Linked DNA regions of Homo sapiens: region 1 is linked to region 2. The links are chromatin loops, found by intact Hi-C in ENCODE. Cell type or tissue: Caco-2. All regions are shown on one strand. Each heading gives the region's core, and the rest is flanking DNA. Links, peaks and the distances in the headings are about the cores only.

The links. A loop is a pair of places that touch in the nucleus more often than their neighbours do. Peaks named below come from ENCODE experiments on the same cell type or tissue, not always from the same donor. Only the 100,000 strongest peaks of a DNase experiment are listed, where the experiment ranks them.
Region 1: a loop joins it to region 2, with 8 times the contacts of the local background. A loop is called at or near these places in 1 of 110 quality-filtered maps.

The regions. Positions count from the first base shown.
Region 1 is chr14:90,181,251-90,188,974 of GRCh38, forward strand. It overlaps KCNK13 (potassium two pore domain channel subfamily K member 13), which reads left to right. Exons shown (of 2, transcript NM_022054.4): 2 at 2,861-4,603. The coding sequence ends at 3,753. Among named protein-coding and RNA genes, the nearest start is that of PSMC1, 71 kb to the right of the region's middle. RefSeq lists an enhancer at 3,059-3,560. In Caco-2, for the core only: no CTCF peak of the experiment used is centred there; no DNase peak of the experiment used is centred there.
Region 2 is chr14:90,110,048-90,117,771 of GRCh38, forward strand. All of the region lies in intron 1 of KCNK13 (potassium two pore domain channel subfamily K member 13), which reads left to right. Among named protein-coding and RNA genes, the nearest start is that of KCNK13, 52 kb to the left of the region's middle. In Caco-2, for the core only: no CTCF peak of the experiment used is centred there; a DNase peak (open chromatin) is centred at 4,694.

The DNA of each region.
Region 1 (7,724 bases), core at 1,902-5,901, 71 kb after region 2:
GGGCTGCTATAAGAAAATACTGAAGACTGGGAGGTTTATCCACAATAGAGGTTTATTTTTCATGATTCTGGAGACTGGGAAGTCCAAGATCAAGGCATCAGCAGGTTGAGTATCTTGCGAGAGCCCTGCTTCCTCATACATGGCACCTTCTTGTGTCCTCCCAGGGAGGAAGGAATGGATGAATCACCTCTTTTATAAGAGCACTAATCCCATTCATGAGAGCACCACACTCACCTCTCGCAAAGACACCACCTCCTAATACCATCACTTTATGGGTGATGGATCTCAACATATGAATTTGGGGGGCACATAAACACTCAGACCACGGCAGTGGCCCAGACATGTAGTGAGGGCCTTGAACTTAACAGGTGCTCAGTAAATTATTGCTATCACTTTGGCTGGGAGCAAATCCCTAGCAACTCCTGTAGCTCAGCTTTCTGAGAGTAGAATGACTAAATCACCTCTAAAACAGGTAAGGACTACCTGAGAATGTTCTTTTCTAATTGTCTGAAAGGACCCTCCCCCAGCCCACACATCTCTCTTCATGTTTCTGAACCTTCCCTATTTTCATTGACTTCATCCGGCTTCTAGAATAAATGGCCCCAGACAAATGTTTCCCCCTTTTTCTGCCTGTTTGCTGCATTCAGTTCCCTGTGTTTAGTAACTACAGAAGCAATACTCTCTGGTCTTGCAGCTTTGGGGTCTACATTGAGCCTCCACTGCCAAGAATTGCTGAGGGACTTTGATTTTGAAGAGTTCCCAGAGAAGAGATGATGGTCTGATTTTCTGTCTAGCATGAAGGGCCCTAAGTAATTCTCAATGGAACTATTCCCTGTCCCTCGATCCTCCCTTCCCAAATCATCCTGGCAATTCCTTTCCATCCCATCTAGCTCAAAAGCTATACTTGGTATCTTCCTCTAGTTTCCTGACTACATGCTGTTAATTTCTTACCCAAATGCAGCTCCTTGTGTGCTGAGAAAGGAAAATTGTATTTAGTTCTGAATGGTAATACAGTATGCACACCTGGATGTTTGGGAAAGGTGGCCCCTTGGCTTGACTTGAGCAGACCAGCAGGTCATAACCCCAAAAGCCCACACATTTCAAGGTCTGGTCTGAACACTTCCAGGGTGCACTGGGAGGCAGCCGTTGACCGAGCTGTAGCAACAAGGAACTATATCAGCTTGGTGACAAGTGGGGTATTATCAGGAGGGAGGATCATGAGAGAGCTCTTGTGATCCAAACGATGGGACCCAAGTTAGAAATTTGAACTTGAAAATAAGGAAAAACTGGGTTGGGTATGGTGGCTTATGCCCGTAATCCCAGTGCTTTGGGAGGCTGAGGTGGGTGGATCACTTAAGACCAGGAGTTCGAGGCCAGCCCAGGCAACAAGACAAGACCCTCATCTCTACAAAAATTTGAAAATTAGCCAGGCATAGTGTGCACAGCTGCAGTCCCAGCTACTTGGAAGGCTGAGGCAGGAGGATCACCTGAACCTGGTAGTTTTAGGCTGCAGTGAGGTGTGATTGCACCACAGTACTCCAGCCTGTGGGACAGAGAGCAAGATCCCATCTCTTTAAAAAAAAAAAAAAAGAGAGAGGTTTGATGGTTTGATTTTAATAAGAAACTGACTCAGGGAGGCATGCTCAGTATTCTTTTTATTTTTTAATGGTGTTTGTAGTCAGAGTGACTCTGATGCCAACCCCTCCACCCATCAGCCTTCTCATGTTTACTGAATCATTTGCTTGGAAAGAACCCTCATCCCTCTGATGAGAGTGGGCTGACCCTCATTGCCCTTTCATGAGAAATCCTGAATGTATCATTGCTCTCTTTTCTATTTCTGTTTTTCTTAGTAACATCCATTGTTCTACAATATGCATTCTTAATGGTATGCCTGTGTGCACAGGTAGAAAGGTCAGGAGGGTGGAAATGTGAACAGTTAGAGGCAAAGGCAAAATGAACGTTTTATAGTTTATCAATGTATAGCATCCAATACTTCTGTTATTATTCCAAAAGCATGAAGTGTGTGTTTGAAGAATTTTGTTTAAAAGATGGGTAGATCTTGAGCAAATTTCTCATTTCTATGTATGCTAGAAATGCCCATAATCCCAGTGCTTTGGGAGGCTGCTGTTTCTCTGCCTGGAACATCCCGACTTCTCCATCCCACCACCACCACACACATACACCCTTCTTGCCTGCCTAACTCCTCTTTAGCTTTTGGGTCTCCCTGCTTCATCTTTTCTAAGCCCCACTTCTTAGATGGGTTCCCCTCTTAGGAGTTCCCATAGAATCCTGTACTCCCTCTAGCACCACACTTACCACACAATATCATCATCATCTTACTGGACTAGGGCTCCATGAGGGCAGGGACCAGAACTGTCTTTTCCACAGTTCTATCCCCAGGTCAATAAGTGTTTGCAGAATAAATGAATTCTGATGAGTCTGTATAAGCCTCTTCTTTGTATGAGCCTTTGCTTCTCTCTCTAAACATGATCTGTTGAGTATGGTTGTTCAGGTTGTGGACTGTACAAGGATATCTAGCAGAGAAGGGAAAGGAGGCTGAAATCCAGCCCACATTCTTGTCACCAAGCCATTTTTTGCTGGCTGTGTCCACCATGAGGATGAGGTGCTATTCTCCTGATTTGCACAATAGCACCACACAGGCTTTCAGCAGCCTAGCTCTGAACAACACTTAGTGTCTTCAAAAGCAGGTGAGAATTCTCCTGCTCATTCCTAGAAAGACTAAGGCTGAGTGATTTTATGAAACTCTCTTTAGGTCCTTTGCCAGCCATCAAAGCCAAGACCTAGACCCCATTCACAGCAAAGATTTCTCTTACTCTTCTCTCATTTTTCTCTCCTGCAGGGTTTGGGATGACAACTCCGGCGACAGTAGGAGGAAAAATCTTTCTGATCTTTTACGGCCTTGTTGGGTGTTCCAGCACCATCTTGTTCTTCAACCTCTTCCTGGAGCGCCTGATCACCATCATCGCCTACATCATGAAGTCGTGCCACCAGCGGCAGCTCCGGAGACGAGGGGCCCTGCCCCAGGAGAGCCTGAAGGATGCGGGGCAGTGTGAGGTGGACAGCCTGGCCGGCTGGAAGCCCTCCGTGTACTACGTCATGCTGATCCTATGCACAGCCTCCATCCTCATCTCTTGCTGCGCCTCAGCCATGTACACCCCCATTGAAGGCTGGAGCTACTTTGACTCACTCTACTTCTGTTTTGTGGCTTTCAGCACCATTGGCTTTGGGGACCTGGTCAGCAGCCAGAACGCCCACTATGAGAGCCAAGGCCTCTATCGCTTTGCCAACTTCGTCTTCATCCTCATGGGTGTCTGCTGCATCTACTCCTTGTTCAATGTCATCTCTATCCTCATCAAACAGTCCTTGAACTGGATCCTGAGGAAAATGGACAGCGGGTGCTGCCCGCAATGCCAGAGAGGACTCTTGCGATCACGCAGGAACGTGGTGATGCCAGGCAGCGTCCGGAACCGCTGCAACATCTCCATAGAGACAGACGGGGTGGCAGAGAGTGACACGGACGGGCGCCGGCTCTCAGGGGAGATGATCTCCATGAAGGACTTGCTGGCAGCCAACAAGGCCTCGTTGGCCATCCTGCAGAAGCAACTGTCTGAGATGGCCAACGGCTGCCCCCACCAGACCAGCACACTGGCCCGGGACAATGAATTCTCAGGGGGGGTGGGAGCCTTTGCAATCATGAACAACAGGTTGGCAGAGACCAGTGGGGACAGGTAGAAGCCAGGAGTGGATGCTGGGCAGAGGCCAGAGTAGAATGGAGGATGATTGCCGCCCAGGGGACGAGCTCAGCCCTGCGCCTTGGCTCTGTTCCTTCTGGGAGCTGTTCCCGGGAGCCTCCGCAAGCATCTTTAGAAATCTGATCTCGGCTCCAACCAACAGCCACCTTCCAGGGATGGGGGGCCTGAAGCCTCGATGCTTGTCTCCTGATCCTTATTCTTTAAGTCTAAATTCAGTCTTTTCAAAACAAATCACAAAAGCAGCATTAGACATTGCCTTGTTTCATTAATCTTGTTTCAGAGCTTTAGCTGCCTGAGGAGATAGGTTTTCCTTAAGCCTTGATTTCCTGAAGCTCTCTCTGTTCCTTATTTGGGAACAAAAATTGCGAAGACTCATCTTTCCCTAGAACTCTGAATGGATGAATTTTTAAAAGTGGGGAGAATGTTTGGGGATGTGTCTGGGCTTTCTTTTTGCCAGGCTTCCTTCAAAGCATACCTGCCAATGGTGTCTGCATAGGGAAAATGTCTGTTGTACTCTTTATACCTGTTTCTGTTTTTTGTTGTCCCTTTCTTTTTATTTTTAAGGCCTTAATGCCTGGCTGTGGCGTCTGTGAGACCTCAATGTAATAAGAAAATTAAATTCAGCTTCAGGCCTTTAAACTGCAGCAAGATGGTGGTGTAGGGGTGTGGGACGGGGAGAGACTCACTTTTGTAACTAAAGAACATAGCTTAACATTTTCCCTTTGAATGGTCACACAGACCATTTCATTTTTACCAGGGCTTGGGGACCCAATGCAAAGATGATGACTATTTAATAAAATGGAAAATTTAATAAATCCTCATTTTATTAACTAAGATTCCATGAGTGCTCATTGTGGCCAGTGGAGGACAAGCACCTAATTAAACAGGCATTTATTGGACTCAGAGAAAAAGGAAATGGGAAATTGACCTTCACGGATATGAGCGTCATTTTGGTGTCTTGACTGGAGAAACATTCTAGGCCAGATAATGAAATCCGGCTTTTTTTCCTTTGTGCCTTCTGAGACTGTAACGATTCTAGTTTTATAACCTCCCTACTAGATTAATCATCCACACTAGGAACAAAGGCTGTTGACCTTCATATACACAGGAGAATGCATTTGGGGGGATGACAGCAGTGTTCAAAAATGATAGCTGTTGTTTTTCTAAGGTAAGAGTGGTGCAAACACAGCCCTTTCAGAATTGATGAGGAAAGGCCGGGCGCAGTGGTTCACACCTTTAATCCCAGCACTTCGGGAGGCCAAGGCAGGCAGATCACCTGAGGTCAGGAGTTCGAGACCAGCCTGGCCAACATGGGGAAACCCCCGTCTCTACTAAAAATACAGAAATTAGCCAGGCATGGTGGCATGTGCCTGTAATCCCAGCTACTCAGGAGGCTGAGGCAAGAGAATCACTTGAACCTGGAAGGTGGAGGCTGCAGTGAGCTAAGATCACGCCACTGCACTCCAGTCTGGGCAACAGAGCGAGACTCCTCTCAAGAAATGATGAGGAAAGATGGCCACCGTAAAGAAGACAAAGCTGAAAACCTATGCCTCGTGAAACTGAAATGTTGAGCAGAGAACATTAGAGCTGGTGGAGGACCCCTTAGAAACCATCTCATCCAGCCTCCTTGTTTTTGACACCAAGAAACAGGCACAGGGTTTGTCCCTTGTCTGAGGCCTTAGGGGTGGATAGTGTACAGCTGGGGAAGGAACCTAGGGCTCCTGATGGTGAAGTCCAGGCTGTTGTCCCCTACTCCACACAACCTTGCCCCGTTCCTCAACAGGTCCCTCTTCAGGCTCAGTTGCCTTTCCTTCCAGCTCGCAAACCCAGATATTTTCTTTACAGTACCAGAAGTGCCTGATAGAAGTTCGACAAGCAGCAACACTGGGCTTTGAATTTAGTGCTGCACGGCTCCAAAGTCAGAGATCTTAAAGTATTCTCTATATCACTCTTAAAGGGAAAGCATCCTGGAGCTACTGCAAAATGCTTGTTAGGAACCTGTGACCCCAAACAGAGCTTCTCATGGGCTCTGTACCGTACCAGGTGCTGTGGGGATGGAAAGAGGAGCACCTATGGGATTCCTTGATCTCCATATTTCTAGTACATGGGTTGGAGTAAAGCAAGTGGTTGCATCTCCAACACAGGTTCCTGGAGGCCCTGATGGTGTGCTGGAGGCCAAGGAACATCAGCATACCCAAGGCTCATCTTCCTAGAGGGTCAGTTGTACTAAGCAATTTTTGCAGAGAGATGTTATATCAAAACACATGACTTTCTTTAAATAAGATCCAAAATGGGCATAAACTTTTTTTTTTTTTTTTGTGGGGGGACAGGGTCTCGCTCTATTGCCCAGGCTGGAATGCAGTGGAGCAATCTTGGCTCACTGTAACCTTCGCCTCCTGGGCTCCAGCAGTCCTCCCACCTCAGCCTCCCAGGTAGTATAAGCAAGTTGTTTAGTAAAAGGAGGTGTTAAAGACATGCTAGCATCAAGCAGAGACTTTCTCTGTGATGTAACCAAAAGGACTGGAAGAGTCTTGCAAAGGCAATAAATTTCTCACTGTGTGATTAATTAATTCCACACTTGAGGGCCCCTAAAATCATCTCATGTTCTACCCAAATCATTGGTACACATCCCACATGTGGGGCAACAACATTCAAATCACAAAATACCCCAGAGAAAGCACAGTTTCTGAGGTCTGGCCAACCACATAGTGAAGAACAGTTCTTGGCGTCAACATACTTGGTTTGAACACCAGTCCTGATAGTTCCAATGTGGGAGAGGTTGGGCAAGTGTGTCAACCTCATTGTGCCCCATGTGGAAATGGTAACAACACTGGCTACCTCGCAAAGCTGTGGAGAGGGTCAAATGAGATGAGCCTCAGGGGAGGCTTTGTGAACCCCCAGGAAAGGCACAGACTGTGGGCACTGATGGGCCACATGCCGGGGCGACGGGGGGATGCTGCATCCAGCAGTGAAAGTCTTCGTTTTGTTCTTGCACCTGGTATCTAACACTAGCCACATGGTTTCAAGGATGGCTCTTGATTATTAAATGGTGCCACTCCTGGTGATACAGTTATACCAAACCACAAACTGCGAAGTATTTCTTTCTCTTCCACTGGGTCTTTTTATTTCAATATCAGCTGAGGCTATTGAACCATTTGACATAGTAAAATGTTTTGGAAAGGCTGTAGTAATATCCTGTATCTTACTAGCATTTTTACGGTTTTTAAGTCTTACCTGTTCATAATTATAATATTTTGACCTTCATAACCACATTGTAGATTTCTAGCCTAGAAGTAGGCAGGGCACTTATCTTCAAACTGCCCTTGATCTTTTCCAGAATAAGAGGGATAAATAATTATTTTATGTATGAGTTGACTGGGATTCAGATTGACAGTGGTTCTAGAATAAGCTTTGAAATTATTTACTGTGGTGTTTTACTGGTAATTTTCTATTTCCCTGATTTCTTCTGCATTTATTAATTGGAATTCTTCTGTGTGGAAGAGATTTTTCCTTCTCTATTGTTTTAAAACGTTAAAGAACTTTCTTCAACATTTCTCATAGAGTACGTTTTCTGGCAGTGAGTTCCCTCAGTTTTTGTTTGTCTGAGAAGGCCTTTGTTTCTTCTCTATTTTTGAAAGGTGTTTTTGATGGATATAGAATTTTGTATTGACAGGCATTTTGTAAAAATAAGCACTTTAATGATGTCACACCAGTGTCTTCTGACTTGTATGGTTTCATATGAGAGGTCGGCTGTAACTCCTTTCTTGTTCCTGTGAATGTAATATTCCTTTTTTCTCTGGCTGCCTTCAAGATTTTGTCTTTTGTTTTCTGCAGTTTGAATATAGTATGTCTAGATGGGTGTGTGTGTGTGTGTGTGTGTGCATATTGTAAAACCAAAGTAATAATTGCCACAAGCAAGATCCACTGATGGATGCTAAAATTAAGGGTGTA
Region 2 (7,724 bases), core at 2,547-6,546:
CCCCTCCACACTAAATGCCGATCCTTGTGACAGCCAAACTACCTGCCCAACTCAAATTTCCTGAATGCCCTGTAGGGGCAGCGTTGCCCCTGTTGAGAACTGTCTTTAAGGAACCCAGAGGTGTGCTACTACAGCTTTAATGTGCGTGCAGATTACCAGCAAGACCGCATAAAAATGCACCTGAGCCGGTGCGGTGGCTCATGCCTGTAATCCCAGCACTTTGGGAGGCCAAGACGGGTGGATGACTTGAGGTCAGAAGTTCGAGACCAGCCTTGCCAACATGGTAAAACCCCGTCTCTACTAAAAATACAAAAATTAGCAAGACGTGGTGGCAGGCACCTGTAATCCCAGCTACTCGGGAGGCAGAAGTTGCAGTGAGTCGACATCATGCCACAGCACTCCAGCCTGGGCGACGGAGTGAGTCTTCGTCTCAAAAAAGAAAAAAAAAAAAAGCATCTGATTCAGGAGCTCTGGAATGGGACCCAGGATTTTGCATTCCAGGTGATGCCACTACTGCTAGTCTGGAGCCACACTTTGAGTAGCAAGGACATAAGGAGTCTCATAGTGCCTCCTGAGCTAAGTGTCTGTGGATTCAGGGCATGTCTTTCTAAAGTGGCATGTCTTTGAGAACCACATACTATTGAATCTTCTGGGGTACTTACCAGATATGCATATCCCTGGCCAAGTGCGGTGGCTCACACCTGTAATCCCAGCACTTTGGGAGGCCGAGGCGGGCAGATCACCTGAGGTCAGGAGTTTGAGACCAGCCTGGCCAACATGGTGAAACCCCGTCTCTACTAAAAATACAAAAATTAGCTGGACATGGTGGCAGGTGCCTGTAATCCCAGCTACTCAGGAAGCTGAGGCAGGAGAATTGCTTGAACTCGGGAGGCAGAGTTTGCAGTGAGCTGAGATGGCGCCATTGCACTCCAGCCTGGACAACAAGAGCAGGACTTTTGTCTCAAAAAAAAAAAAAAAATCCCTGAATCTCTGAGTCTCACTCTGAACCCCCTGATCAGGAACTCCCTGCATTAGCCTATTAATACTTAATTCCCTGAATGTTGCCTTAAAGCCACTAAGTTGAGAACTCCAACTTCATTTCTAGACATCTCCAGATCTTGCGGATCTTTGCAAAACAAAGCTCTAGTTCTCCGTCCAAATCTCAGATTCTGTGCAAGTCAAGAAACTGCTCTGGGGTGTCAGATAGAGGATGGAGAGTTGGCCACCCACTGAGGTTCTGGAAATTTTCTATTTCTTGACTGGGTATTAGTTACAAAGATGCTCAAGCCACTTATACATTTATTCACTTTTTTCCCCGAATGTGTTACATTTCACACATACACAGAGAAGAGGACCTCTCCTTATTGGCTCTAGGAGATGTGGTTGATTAGCTCAGGGAAAGAATGAGGGGAATTGTTAGTTGTTACTCAAGCCCAATTATTTCCCAGCTGTGCCCTTTTTCTGTGAATTTCATTGATTCTAGTCTGGCAGTGGGAGAGGACAGTATGGAAGACAGTGAAATGTTCGCTTTTGTTGTCCTGAGACCAAGCAGAAAGATGTTGACCTGCACTTCTTTGGAGAAGGTTATTTGGGGCATCTGGAGAAGGGTCTGAGCCCTTTCGTCTCTAGATGCAGAATGTCCCTCTCTGTGACAACACTGCCCCAGATGGCTTGGCCACAACAATAAAGCCACTTTCCCTCTGTGCAGGCAGTTGCTTACTATAGAGTATTACAGCTAAACCTTCTCTTGTGACTGTTTTTTACCTAAATAAATAAGGTGACTGATTTCTTCAGGTGAATCAACTTCTCTAGTAATATTCTGGCCCCACCTCTTCCACGCATCCCTCACAGGTGGGTCACTGGGCCACACTCCAGGCTCTTAAGAGAGAATCCACTCCTCCCGGGGAGTCTAAGGATCCTAGGCTAGTCGTTCAGCAGAAAATCAACCTTGGGGCTGGCCCCACCCTGACCTTATATCCCAATTCTGGGAGCTGGGACGTCTTCTCTTAGATCAAGGCTCTGCCTTAGCACCATGTCTGGTCCCTGTGTCTTTGCCTGGAATTCAGCCAAACATCCTGCTCTGCTCGTTCTCCTTGGCCCTTCTTACCTTTTTCTCACATTCCTGCACCGTCCTGCGTATCTCTAGCGATGCCATTTACATTGTGTTCCGTGGGTAAGGCGGTGCTGCTGACATGCAGGGACTCCCACCCACCAAGGGAAGCTTTTAAAAAGTTTTTTTAAATGAAGCAGATCATTTCACTCACTTGACTCATCATCTATTCTTGCTCTGCTGGTTCATGTGTGAACACAAACATCAAAAAGAACTGGATGAGCAATACAGTTGATTCATGCCGGCCAGTAGAGCATCTCTAGAGTGTCTGAGAAGAGCCATTCAGTTCTTCCGTGGCTCAACTAAAAACAATGCAAATCATCAATCTTGTAGTCGTCACTGCAAATATTATTGGTAGAAAAAACACAAAAGGAAATATAATAGTTAAAATTGCAAGTGATAAAAAAATTGTTGCAAATGAGAAACTACAGAAAGTAAACATGGTAAAGTTGAAAAGTACAACAACTGAACTGCAAAAAATTAAATGTGATAGAAAACTCAAATGAAGTAAAAGCAACAGAAGGAAAAATGCACATGGTAAAATTGCTTTTTTTAATCAATAGAAGGATCACATCTTGGCAAATCTGGATATGCAGAATTTGACTCAGGAAAATTGATCTTGGTGGAAATGTGATCATCCAAGGAAACTCAGATTGTCAAAAACCATGAGGGACAGCATTCATATAGACAAAAAGTAATTGATGAACCAAATATTTTTGGTAAAATTTATTGTATAAAAAAAGTCTGTTGAAAAGATTTTTTTTTTTTTTTTTTGAGACAGGGTCTTGCTCTGTCGCCCAGGGTGGAGGGCAGTGGTGTCATCACAGCTCATTGCAGCTTCATCGTTTTGGGCTCAAGCAATCCTTTCACCCCAACCTCCTGAGTAGCTGGGACCACAGATGTGTGCCACCATGCCCTGCTAATTTTTTATATTTTTTGTAGAGACAGGGTTTTGCCATATTGCCCAGGCGAGGCTTGTCTTTAACTCCTGAGCTCAAGCAATCTTCTCTCCCCAGCCTCCTAAAGTGCTAGGATTACAGGCATGAGCCATTGCACCTGGTTGAAAAGTTTTTTTTTTAAATGGAAAAACATGGTACTGGTTTACCTGCATGGAAAAATTGTTGAAAGAATTAAAGTAGCTTGTAATGGAATTCACTGAGGAAAAGACGGTCTCAATAAAATTTCTTCAGTGGTAAAATTCGGACGAAAATATATATTCATAAAGACAAAACAAAAATGTTTTTAAGTTTAAAGCACCAATTGAATCAAATAGAGTGTCTGAAAATGGTGGGGTACAAATGAAACCTGATGACTGAATCAATGCACCATCTTCAATTGGATCCTGGAGCAGAAAAAGGACGTTGATGAAAAATAGGTGAAATCCAAATGAAATCTGGAGTTTAGTGGGTAGTAACGTACTAATGGTGGTGTTTTGAGTTTTGACCCATGTGCCATGGTAATGTAAGATCTTAATATTAGAAGAAACTGAGAGAGGCCGGGCACGGTGGCTCATGCCTGTAATCCCAGCACTTTGGGAGGCCAAGCTGGGAGGATCATCTGAGGTCAGGCATTCCAGACCAGCCTGAACAACATGGTGAAACCCTGTCTCTACTAAAAGTACAAAAATTAGCCGAGCATGGTGGCATGTGCCTGTAGTCCCAGCTACTTGGGAGGCTGAGGCAGGAGAATCTCTTGAACCCAGGAGGTGGAGGTTGCAGTGAGCCAAGATTGCGCCACTGAACTCCAGCCTGGAGGACAGAGTGAGACTCTGTCTCAAAAGAAGAAGAAGAAAAAAAAAGAATGAAAGAAAAAGAAACCTAGAGGGATGTACAAGAACTTTCTGTACTATCTTTGCAACTTTTCTCTAAGTCTAAAATTATTCCCTTAAGTATGGTGGGGTCAAAATGCCCTAGACCAAAGAAAAAGCAAACTCAAATTTTCGTTGCAGCTCTTCCTTGAGTACCTTGGCTCACTTCCCAGTGGATCCCCTTAGCTGTGCCAATTTATTTCCAATTTCTATCTAGAGCATCATAGTTGTTGCTGCCCTTCGTGGACTTGTGTGTACTTCAAGCCATCTGCCCCTCCCCACGTATCTATACTCAGGCTCCAGACAGCTTCCTGTTGTTTCTCTCTGCACCCAGACCCCCTTGGACTTCTCTGGGTGTAGACCAGGGCGCTCAAACTTGGCTGCACATTGGAATCACCTGAGGAGCTTTAACAACTACTGACATCTCGTTGACACCCGCAGAGATTCTGATTTAAGTGGTCTGGGGCATGACCTCGGCTTTGGGATTTTAAAACCTCTGCAGGTGATTCTAAGGGGCAGCCAAGTTTGAGAAAATGGTGTCAACCTAACTAGAAATTCCTTCGTTCCTGGGAAAGCCCGGTTAAGCCTGGCCTTAATTACAGCAGACCTTCCCCATTCTCAGGACCACGGAGGTCACCTGCGTTCTAAGGTAGATGCTTGCACATGTATATTGCTCCCAATCTTTTTTCATGTATGTTAATTACAGCCTCTGGGCAGGGATTTTGTTCCATGCTTCTTTGTGTCTCCACCACCAGGAGGTGTACGCTCCTGATTCTCCGGGTGTTCCTGTGCATCATCCTTGAGAGTGAGACCTAGGTTGTTGGTTTCTCTCCTGGAAAGAGATGGCAGTGGCTGTCCTGAGGCATTTCATTGCTAGTTGAGCATTGCCAGTGCTCACCAGGTAGCAGCCTCGCAGTGTGGGTTTCCCCTTCTGCTAGGTGGCCCCTCTTTCTGCATGCAGGTGCAGGTTCACCTCACTTTCTTTGCAGAGCAGAGACTTTGGAGTGCCCTCCAACTGCGGCCTGGGCAAAACCAGCTCTCTTGTTTGCATTTAAATCCAAAGTCCGATCCAAATCACTTCTACCAACCCAATGCAGATTCTGGCAACCAGGAGGAATTGCACCTTCAAAATTTTGGGACTGGGACCTGGTCTCATTTCAGCTCCTGATTGTAAATGGTCCCAAACACAGAGAGGACTTTTGGGGTTTCGTTGTTTTGGGGTTTTGTTGGTTGGTTTGTTTATAACAGCAGTAGTTGGACCCTACCCCAGAGCGACTGAGTGTGAATCTCTGAAGGGTAATTACTGGGGATCTGAGTGGTAAACGTTCCTCACATGATTCTGGAAGAGCCAGCCCGCTCCTGCTGGTCACTGGGCTCCACTGGGAACTGCATCACCACAAAGCACCAAGGGCCCTAATTCAGAACCGGGGGATCCCCAAGAAAAATCTCCTGTGAAACTTACAAAGAAGTCCTGCCCAAGCCTCATCCTGGAGAGTTGGAGTCAGAAGGTTCCAGGTGGTGCTGAACATCTTCTTGTGTTTTATAAACTCCACATTCAATTCAGATGTCTGACCCAGGGGCCCTTTCTGTAAAGGGCCAGCCAGCAAATATTTCAGGCTTGCCGACTATATGGTCTCTGTTGCAACTGCTCAACTTTGCGACTGTAGCCTGAAAGCAGCCATGAGTTTACATAAATGAACATGGATGGGTGGGTTCCAATAACGTGTTATTAAAAAAAAGAAAAAAAACAGGCAACAGGCCGATCTAGGTTGTGGGCCATGGTTTGTCCACCCTGAAAAACCACCTGGGGAGCTATAATGTGTTCTTTTATGCCCAGGCAATTAAATCAGAATCTCTGTGGGTGGTGCCCAGGCATTGGTATTTATTAAAAGCTCTTCAGGTGATTTTCAATCAGCCAGGATTAAGAACCACTGCTGTAATGCATGGTCATTGCACTACTCATTCTAAGGAGCAGCTCTTGCTCTGATACAGTGTTTAAACTGCTCCAGAAGGTTCTGTGTTTCTTTGTGTGTTTGTTTGCTTGCTTTGTTTTCATTAAATGGAATGATTCCAAGCATATTTTTCTATGCCTGCCTGCCAAAAAAAATTTTATTGAGATATGACCCATATACTGTCAAGGATATAAATCTTAAGTATACAACTTGATGAATTTTTACATTTTTGTTTGCACTCTTCTTCACATATATCGTAGCCACATAACCACACAGATAGAAACATAAGAACACTCAAAGGAGTCCTTTTTTCCCTTCCCAGGCAATAGTCTCCTGAAGATGTTTGAAGCCTGCCTTTAAATCTGTCTTCTGTCTGAATGGATGTCACTAAGTCACCAAGTATTTGGCAATTTGCTCATAAATATTCTCGGCATTATGGGGGCAAAAACAAGCATGGCTGTGGTTGAGATTTTCTATTGCACAGTTTAGTTATAAACTATCGCACAGTTATAGCAATTTTCAGTTGCTATGGCAGACCGCATCCCTGAAAAGGAAGTTCCGTGTGCCCTGTTGGCTCATGTATATCAGGGGACAATGAGGGCTGTCAAGCAGCAAGCAGCCTGTAAGCAGCAGGCCCCGGCTAGGTCAGCTCATCAAACCTCCATGGATGCTTTGGGAAAGGAGACAAGCCCAAGTGGATTTAGACCGCTCATTACAACATAGCAGGCAGCGTGAGCTTCGGGTTTGCAAAGGTTCCCCTTGCCCCACAATTCCCAGGGGGTCATGCACAGCAGGCAAGGTGAATGCAGCATACCCCACGGGTCTGTGTCACAACTGCTCAGGAAATCCCCAGTCTTACAAGGGGTTGCAAGCAAATGCGCTCATCTTTTCTCCTACTGGGAGATATTACCCTTATTTTTTTAATTGAGGTGAAATGTGCATACATAAATTAACCACGTCAAAATACAGTAATTCCTCCCTTATATTTAGAGAATCTATTTCAAGACCCCAGGTGGATGGTTCAAGCCTCAGATACTACTGAACCCTATATGATACTGTGTTTCCTGCACATACGTATCTATAATAACATTTAATTTATAAGGCACAGTAAGAGATTAACAACAATAACTAAGAATAAAATATAACAATTATAACAATAGCCAGCATCACTACTGTCATGCTTCTGAGCCATTGTTAAGAAAAAGAAGGGTGACTTGATACAAGCACTGCAGCAGTGGATCTGATAGCCTAGATGGTTACTCATTGACTCAGGGGCAGCAGTGTATACAGCTGGACAAAGGGATGAACATGTCTGAAGTGAGACAGAGTGGGACAGTGAGAGGTCTCATCATGCTCCTTAGAACGGCACTCAATTTAAAACTTAGGAATTGGGCTGGGTGCAGTGGCTCACACCTGTAATCCCAGCACTTTGGGAGGCTGAGGAAGGTGGATCACCTGAGGTCAGGAGTTTGAGACCAGCCTGGCCAACGTGATGAAACCCCGTCTCTACTCAAAATACAAAAATTAGCCAGGCGTGGTGGCGCGCGCCTGTAGTCCCAGCTACTCGGGAGACCGAGGCAAGAGAATCACTTGAACCCAGGAGGTGGAGGCTGCAGTGAACCAAGATTGCACCATTGCACTCCAGCCTGGGCGAGACAGAGCGAGACTCTGTCTCAAAAAAAAAATTAGGAATTGTTTATTTCTGGAATTTTTCATTTAATATTTTGGACCATAGTTGACCACAGGTAACTGAAACCTCAGAAAGCAAAACCTTACGTAAGGGGGGACCACTTGTATACAATGAAGTGGTACTTAGTACATTCACAGTGTTGTGCACCCATTACCTCTATCTAGT